2 separate regions of the Homo sapiens genome follow, and region 2 is linked to region 1. A link is an interaction called in ENCODE POLR2A ChIA-PET data of the cell type or tissue named here. Cell type or tissue: A673. All regions are shown on one strand. Each heading gives the region's core, and the rest is flanking DNA. Links, peaks and the distances in the headings are about the cores only. Region 1 has its middle 85 kb from the start of LINC01254. Region 2 overlaps APCDD1 (APC down-regulated 1).

What was found. Peaks named below come from ENCODE experiments on the same cell type or tissue, not always from the same donor. Only the 100,000 strongest peaks of a DNase experiment are listed, where the experiment ranks them.
Region 2: POLR2A ChIA-PET joins it to region 1 with 6 read pairs; 1 of 35 experiments calls an interaction of 5 or more read pairs at or near these places.

What each region holds. Positions count from the first base shown.
Region 1 is chr18:10,326,862-10,331,261 of GRCh38, reverse strand. No RefSeq gene overlaps it. Among named protein-coding and RNA genes, the nearest start is that of LINC01254, 85 kb to the left of the region's middle. In A673, for the core only: no CTCF peak of the experiment used is centred there; a DNase peak (open chromatin) is centred at 1,931.
Region 2 is chr18:10,458,272-10,462,671 of GRCh38, reverse strand. All of the region lies in intron 1 of APCDD1 (APC down-regulated 1), which reads right to left. Among named protein-coding and RNA genes, the nearest start is that of APCDD1, 5.8 kb to the right of the region's middle. In A673, for the core only: no CTCF peak of the experiment used is centred there; DNase peaks (open chromatin) are centred at 501, 1,511 and 1,861; H3K4me3 peaks cover 2,600 bases; H3K27ac peaks cover 3,952 bases.

The DNA of each region.
Region 1 (4,400 bases), core at 90-4,089:
GCAAGAGGGAATATGCATATAGAGAGCTATGAAGGCAGATAGGAATTTGACATGTTCAGGAAACCACAAATTTGAAAGTCTTTCATTCCAGAGTGAACTGCTACGGTGAGAGATGATAGATAGATAGAGTGATCGATAGATAAAGAAAATGACCTCCTGCCCTACCCGGGTGATTTGATGGAGATGACAAGTTTAACTGAAACTCGAACTCAACGCAGGATGAAGAAAGGGTTTAGAATGGGTGGCAGGTGGGAGAGAATTTGTATATATACGTGTTGCTGTTAACAAAGATCAAAGTAACCCTTCATTTCACTACTTCATTGCTCTTATTTAGCCATATATTGAACTCATTTCCCTCTGGTCAGAGTTTTGAAGTTATAAAAGATATATATACACTTCCAAAGCAGGAGTGGACTGAGTCAAAATCTGTCGAAGGCGAAAGAAACTTTGGCAATTATTGAGTGAAGTGATTTTCAAAGCATGTGGCAGAAGTAACTTCTTTTTGGAAGTGGAAGCTCAACGCCTCTGGCAGGAGCAGGGGCAGCTTTGCTAGGGGCAGGGGAAGGCAAGTGTAGACTCCACCTGTTCACCCTCCCTTCTTTCTCCCAGCCTCTCACCTTTCCCAACCCTCCCATTGTCAGGAACAAAGCCTAAAGCTGACTTCGCAGATAAGGAAACTGAACTGAAGGGCAGAAACCAAGTGAAGAGAATCCTGGCAGGCCCATCAGCGGCATAGGCAGGGCCAGAAACACAGACTCAGCCTTGCAGAACTACATTGAGATGCAGGTGATGTCATTTTCTTTTAGGGTTAAGTTCGTTTATCACCTGTGAGGAGTTTGCCTCATGAAAGAGCAACAGATGGGTGAACAGTATAGAGGCCAGGTTACTCTGTGTCTTTTGTAATTGATGACAAATCTAAACTGCTACACGGGGCGACAAGAGCAAAACCAGAGGCGTCCCAATGAGGAAACGTAGAATGATAGGTTTTATTTTTTGCTGAAAACCATGCGATATGAAAAATATTATTTTTTAAACTAAAATCCAGGTTTTTAACAAGCATTTATCCTACACTTTTTGCTGTAGTGCTGTACTAGATACTAGGCATGCTTTGGAGAATCAAACAGACACAGCCTCCACGCACAGAGGTGCATAATTCAGCGGGAAGACAGACAAGAAATAGAGCTAACAACTTAGACTTTTTTTTTTTTTTTGAGACGGAGTCTCACTCTGTCGCCAGGCTGGAGTGCAGTGGCGTGATCTCAGCTCACTGCAACCTCCGCCTCCTGGGTTCAAGCAATTCTCCTGCCTCAGCCTCCCAAGTAGCTGGGACTACAGGCGAGCACCACCACGCCCGGCTAATTTTTGTACTTTTAGTAGAGATGGGGTTTCACCATGTTGGCCAGAATGGTCTCTAACTCTTGACCTCATGATCTGCCCGCCTTGGCCTCCCAAAGTGCTGGGATTGCAGGTGTGAGCCACCGTGCCCGGCCACAACTTAGACTTTTTAATGTGCTGTGTACGAGTTCATTTACCACTCACAACAACTCTACGAAGATGTTCCTCTCATTATCTGGGGGATGGGGCTGGCTGCAGAGCCCAGGCAGCCTGCTACAGGGTAATTGCTTGAACACAATGAGGGCGGCCCCATAATTATGACAGTGCCACCAAGGCCAGGGCAGGAAGCGAGGCACTCACTCGTTGTCTCTGCACCTCAACTACCAATATTTTTATTTTTGCCTATTTGTTTAGTTGTCTCCACACATGCCCTTCTGATGTTTACATAGTAGCAAAAATTGTATACACATAATGGACTGTATTATCCATAGCCTGCTCACCAAAGCCCCACTGGATATCTGTGACAGGCCCTACTAATCCCCACAAACTAATCCTAAAATAGCCAAAGCCTTATTAGTATGGCCTTCCAAGAGTACTCACTGGATGGATGACTCACCCCAGCTTCAGACTCAGCCCTCAGTATCATAAGATGAACAGTCTTCTCTCTCCTGAACTTGAGGTTTGGTCTCTGAAGCCCCCTGGGGCCAGATGAACTGGAGGCTTATGGGATGGGGTCGGGGGGTGGGGAGAGTACATCTCAGTGGTTGAAAATGAGTAATGTCAGTTTAAATTACTTTTACCAATGCTGCTGTCCGTCGGAAACATCGGCAGTTCTCTTGCTGGTCCCTCTTTCCCCTGAGCTGGAAGGTGGAGGCCTCTGCAGAGTCTGGTTTCTCCATCAGTTCAACTTCTGTCTTGAAACTGCCTCTCAAAAATTCTCCCAGTAGTACCATACTCACTCATTATGCTTTTTTGCTATGGATTTATTCTGCTCTTATAAACCTCACTTATTGCCATGGAATTTGGGCTGGAAGGAAAGGCAAACATATGCTCAAGCTTCACCTTGAACTTGAGCTCCTTGCGGATTTAAAAATTTTGTGCCATCACCTTTTCAGTTGCCACTGCTTCCTTCCATCACATCTTTTTTTTTTTTTTTTTTTTTTTTTTTTTTTTTTGAGACAGAGTGTCTCACACTGTTGCCCAGGCTTGAGTGCAATGGCACGATCTTGGCTCACTGCAACCTCTGCCCCCCAGGTTCAAACAATTCTCCTACCTTAGCCTCCCAAGTAGCTGGGATTATAGGTGCCCGCCACCATGCCCAGCTAATTTTTTGTATTTTTAATAGAGACAGGATTTCACCATGTTGGCCAGGCTGGTCTCGAACTCCTGACGTCAGGTGATCCGCCTGCCTTGGCTTCTTCCCAAAGTGCTGGGATTACAGACATGAGCCACCGTGCCCTGCTCCATCTCATCTTATATTTCAGCCTTTATCACTGTCTTCATGAAGTTCATGCTTCATTGAGATTTATTGAGAACATAATCTAATGTTTTTGAAAACTTTCTTGTATTTCTTGTGGTAAGGTGCTTCTTTTATATTTATTTATTTATTTATTTATTTATTTATTTTGAGTCAGGGTCTTGCTATGTAAACCAGGCTGGTCTTGAACTCCTGGACTCAAGCTATCCTCTCACCTCGGCCTCCCGAAGTGCTGGGATTACAGGTGTGAGCCACTGCACCCAGCTGATGCTTCTTCTGAATAGGACTTTTCTTTTCCTGTGGCTAGAAGTGTTTCATTGGCTTTGTTTTTTTCCCGTCTTGATTGAGGCAAGATCTATCCAGATACTCACAGATGGGACAGGTGACATCCTTGCATGCTAATGAATAGCCTAGTTTCTAGTGCTATTAGGGGGTTTCCTTTTCTTTGTAAAATTTTATAAATAATTTGTTAGGCAGTTGGGAGAGTAAATGAGATATATGCTTAAACACAGAATGATCAAAGGAACAGTCAACACAGATGACTAGACTCTCAAATGTCCTCAGTGAATCTTCTGCTGTGAAGGTCACAATCTTTAGAACTGATTTGGGGTTTTAATTTTGCACTCTGTTCTTTATTTCTGGCCCCACTGGCATCTATTGTAGGTTTACTTGCCCCTTTTTTCTCGACAAAATGTTAAAATACTTTTGAGAGTCTCCTTAAGATGATATGATTTCCATGAGAGTTTATTTCTAGGAAGATTGTGAACGTGGCTCACAAACCTTGCTTCCGGCTAAAAGACAGGGTTTTTTAAGGTGAAAATAATCAATATTCCCAACTCTTAAGACACACCAAAAATTCTTGGAGGAAAAATAGAGAATAATTTAAACCAGAGTGAATGAAGCTAATACTGATTGAAATCCAGAAAATGGGAATTCCAGCATTTTCTGTAGTCATGGTAAAATGCATTTTAACAGTCTGAATCCAGCCTTGATTGTCATCTAAGGGCAATGGAAGTAGTATTTCCAGCTCTGATCCACTGTATAGAAATGCAGACGACAAATGCATGTTGGAATTGGATGGTGGTGTGGTCCTTATGGGAAACATAGCTTGATTCACACGATCATTCGAATTCAATAGTTTTTCACAAAATCACAGAACTTTATTCTCTCATTTTACAGATAAACAGACTGAGGCCAACAAAGGTGAAGACAGTTGCCTAAATAACACAGCTTATTTGCAGAAGAGCTAACAAGCGTTGAGTCGATACTATTTTAGCTATATTGTGTGACTTTTTGTACCAGAGAACTTACAAAAATCATCAGGGCCAGATGGCCTGCAAGATATTGGATCATTAGGACATAAAAATTAGGTAGAATCAAGGTAAGCAGACATTTTCATCAAATTAACTTTTAATAAAAAATTAAAGGACTTTTAAGGTTGAGGAGAAATAAATATTCTCAATAGATTTTCAGAAAAATACGAGCTAAAATGTTGATTTAAGTAACTATTAAGTATTTGATGCTTTAAATTTTTCTGAAAAGAGATCAGGCTTTTATGGCCTAAATTCTTTGTTCAGAACAAATTAAT
Region 2 (4,400 bases), core at 176-4,175, 130 kb before region 1:
AGGAAGGAAGGAAGGAAGGAAGGAAGGAGGGAGGGAAGGAAGGAGGGAAGGAAGGAAGGAAGGAAGGAAGGAAGGAAGGAGGGAGGGAAGGAAGGAAGGAAGGAAGGGAGGGTCACAGGAAGGAAGGAAGGGAGGAAGGGAGGGTCACAGGAAGGAAGGAAGGAAGGAAGGAAGGAAGGGAGGGTCACAGGAAGGAAGGAAGGAGGGAGGGAGGGAGGGAGGAAAGGAGAGAGGGAGCAAGGGGGAAAGGAAGGAAGGAAGGAAAGAAGACAGGAAGGAAGGAAGGAAGCAAGTAATTTAGCAGTACATCTGCATCTGAAAAGGAACTTTTGTAAAATATATATACAGCCTCCTTTAATACATTTTAAATTGCATAAATCAATCATCCCAGTGTTTAGCAATGCAAAGTTCAAGGACCGCACTAATAATAACCATTCCCGTGTGAGTACACCTATTATTTATAATAATAAATGTGCTTATTATATATAATGCTAAGTTTTTAAGCCCCCCCCACTTAATTGGATTACTTGTGTAATTGGAAGTGTTGGTTAATCACAATATTCAGTTGTTGAAACTTCTGCCATTGTATGCCAAGTGCAGTTTGACCTTATGATCTTTCTTTGACGATTCAGGTTCTTAGAAGTGCCTTAAGGCACTACCGTGCCTGTAGAATGGGGCTGTGGATAGAAAGGTATTGGAATGAACACGTAACAACACTGTGTAGACTACGGAGTTTTTTCCTCTTATTTTACAGATAAAACAAGAGTTAGAAACCATATACTATATGTGAGAGTACACACACAAATAATGTCAACATTTTGATTAGTTGAAGATTCTAGATGTTAATTAAGGGGACTAGGGAATGGAGTTCCCATTCACTAAGATTTTGTTGCGAGTGAATCTGCAAAAAAGAGTTATCTGAAAGGATTAAACAAATATTAAGAAAATGGCTGTGAGTTTTTGGTCTTCAAAGTGGTTTTGGGTAAGTCATCTAATATATGCCTTTCTTTTTCCTCTATAAATTAAACATAATGATCATGATGATAATGACTAATGTTTGCATTACACTCGACAATTCACTTTATGTATATATCATCTCATTTGATCAAATGCTAGCTACTATACAGGTACAGAGGCACTCTTGATTGAGAATGTGTAAAGTCAGTCCATGGTACTGTCTAAACTTGAAGCTCTCCAGGGACTGTTCCCAGTCCAGAGGAATTCTGAATAACGTTATCCAAATGATTCCACCATAAAATGGTCTCAAACATTGGGGGTCCAATGGTCTGGGCCCTGATAAAATTATTATGGCAAAGGGAGTAGTTTCTTCCAAATGAATGTCAGAGAATAAAGTAGATTCTGGAAGGAATGGTTCATCTGTTAGAAACAAATTAAGCCCTGTGTGCTTTAGGACATAATTTTATAGACAACCATATCCAGAGCACTAAATGAGATCCTGGAGCTCTGGAGGGCTCGGTGGTATGTAAGTGTGTGCACCTGCGTGTGTGCACTAGTGATTTACTCCCAAGGAATACATTACCCCATGATAGTAATCCTAAATGACTGCACAATGATTGTAAACTACAATCATAATCACCATAGGCTACCAGAGAGTGAAAATTCCCAAAGATATCACATTTTAAAAACAGAGTTACCTAAATGAAAGGAAGCACAGGGTTGACCATTGACATGGAGGTTTATGCCCTAAATAAAAGGCCTGTGTGTCAGGTTAACTGTTCACATCCCCTGAATTCACCAGATCATGCACATAGAAAGCAGTCCTTGGCATAGTTTCCAAAGGGAACACACACAGTACTTCTGCTAGAGCCATCCACAGCAGATCTCATTCCTAAACCCATGGTGTGCTAAGGAAGCACGCCAGTGTACCCGGAAACCAAACAGAGCCTTTGTAGACAGTGAGAGAAGAAAAAGGGTGGGGTGCCTGCTGGACTTTTGCAAGTCAATATTCATTCATTCAACAAATGGTTGAGTGCCTACTATGTGCTCAGGTATCTCTTAGGCTTGAATCATTGCGACATATACAGGAAAAAGTGAAATAGGACAGTATACTCCATGTACAAGTCCTTGATTTTTCAATAAAGTTTTTTTTGCTTGTTTGTTTTTTGTTTTTTTTTTTTTGAGACAGAGTCTTGCTCTGTCACCCAGACTGGAGGGCAGTGGCACGATCTCGGCTCACTGCAACCTCCGCCTCCTGGGTTCAAGCGATATTCCTGCCTCACCCTCCCGAGAAGCTGGAATTACAGGCATGCGCCACCACACCCAGGTGATATTTTTGCATTTATTTTTTAGTAGAGACGGGGTTTCGCCGCGTTGGCCAGGCTGGTCTCCAACTCCTGACCGCAGGTGATCTGCCCGCCTTGGCCTCCCAAAGGAGGCCCTTGGCCTGGGATTACAGGCGTGAGCCACCGTGCCCGTCCTCAACAAAGTTTTAACAATCTGAATTATCTAGATGAATATATTCCACGGTTTTTCACCTGCCGATCTATATTGACTGAGAAATCAAAAGTTCTGATCTATTTTACACATAATAAAATGTAAAATTATTTGGGAAGGAAACGATAATTTTCAAGCACACGTGGGGCTAAACTAATCTTTGATCAGGTTAATCTCTATACATGTACTCTAAGGCTTAAGGGAAAAAACCTGAACTTGAAAAGGACTAAGTATAATGTCAAAATATCAACCATTATGGAGAGCTTAAAATGATTCTTTTCTGTTCATTTTGCAAGTTTCTGTACTTTATATAATGTGCCCTGTATACTTTAATAATCAGACTGAGAAAAGTGTTCTCGTTAGAATTGTTGTGATACATAAAATGTGACTGATTAGATTAAGTGCAAGTAATTACTTAGCCATGAAATTGCCTGCCCAATTAAATAAGCAGTCATTACTGTAAATGTGTGCTTTGAAGTGGGTGCTGGTAGATAAACTCCAGCACAGGTTTCCATTTTTTTGAAATAAAAGCATGTATGTATTGCAGACTGTACTGAATTTTACCACCATTGTGGTACTTCTGCTTATCAAGTTCTTGTTTTTATTACCATTTTTTTTGCAGTAAGCTTGCTGCTTTTGCCCATCTTAAAATCTTCATATCTAAAAGTCGTCTCTCTTTATGAGCAATATAATAAGGTCAAGTTTTCAAATTCCTGGCTCCACTTGACTTTAGTTGAAAACAAGTTACTTTTCTGTGCCACTTTATAGTGCCATAGTCCTCAGGGTGGACACTGGAGCTGAACCAGAGGTTGCAAAGTTTGCATGTTGGATCTGCAGCTGACTAGCCACATCCACCCTCTTCAACACAGTTGTGGTCTGTGTGTGTGTGTGTGTGTGTGTGCACGCTTGTGGGATTCCCAGCAGGGAAAATAGTGCAATCAACTGCAGTGTGCCATCCACTCAGCTCTGGGGCTCTACAATCAGTATTTCTTCCCTTCTCTCACCTAGATATTCTTCAAGAATCCTCAAGGAAGGGAGAATGCTACCTTTCGGCCAGTGGACCTGGCAAGTGGTGGCACTTGGCACATAGTAGGCCCTCATAGATGAACTTTCTGAATAAATGGTTAGCTGAATGAATGAAACCGGAAAACCCTTGCAGAACAGAATATCCTTAATAATTTTAGGATGATACCATATCCTTTCTCCAACCTTGAGATGTACATACCTATCACATGACTTTCCACAATAATTTTATTCCCAAACTGGAGAGGACTAAGCAATGGCCTATGTACACAAAACCAACCCATTAAGAACTCATACGTCCAGGATGGTAGCGGATTTTTTCCTGGTTTTCCCTGCGATCACTTCAACTCCAGGGGAAGAGTCTACTGAAGACATGCCTTGCTGTGTATCTTTCAACCGATGTAGACAATCACTAACACATCATCTTCTATTTCTGGTCTGAAATGTTTTATGCCTCCCTTTGATTGATTATATTGTCATCAGTCTGTCCCTAAATAGTAGTATGTAATTACACAGACATATCACCCACCTATATTTAGTTCTTTTCTCATTTAAGGGGAAAAAGAATGAACTCAGCTAGTATAAAAGAATGAAATTGGCTTGTCAATCTCTTTAACAGAGGATATTTAACATCTGTCTGAGACCCTTGCCCCTGTTGGGTACAGGTGAGTCATGCTTCTTTTCAAGACTTCATTTTCTTTTTATGACTAAGAGGAGGGAAAAAAGTGCAGGAAAGAATGTTTTCTTGGTCACAAAAACTGTCCTTAGTAAAATAGTTTTTCAAAGATTTCTATTTTACCCTGTATAAACGTTTCCTCACATTATGTCGGTTAAACTCTCATTTGGTAATCTGCAAAGTTTTTAAAAGTCTTGACAGAATAAGCTTTAATGAAAGGAGAGAGCTGAAAGAGCCTTCACCTCTC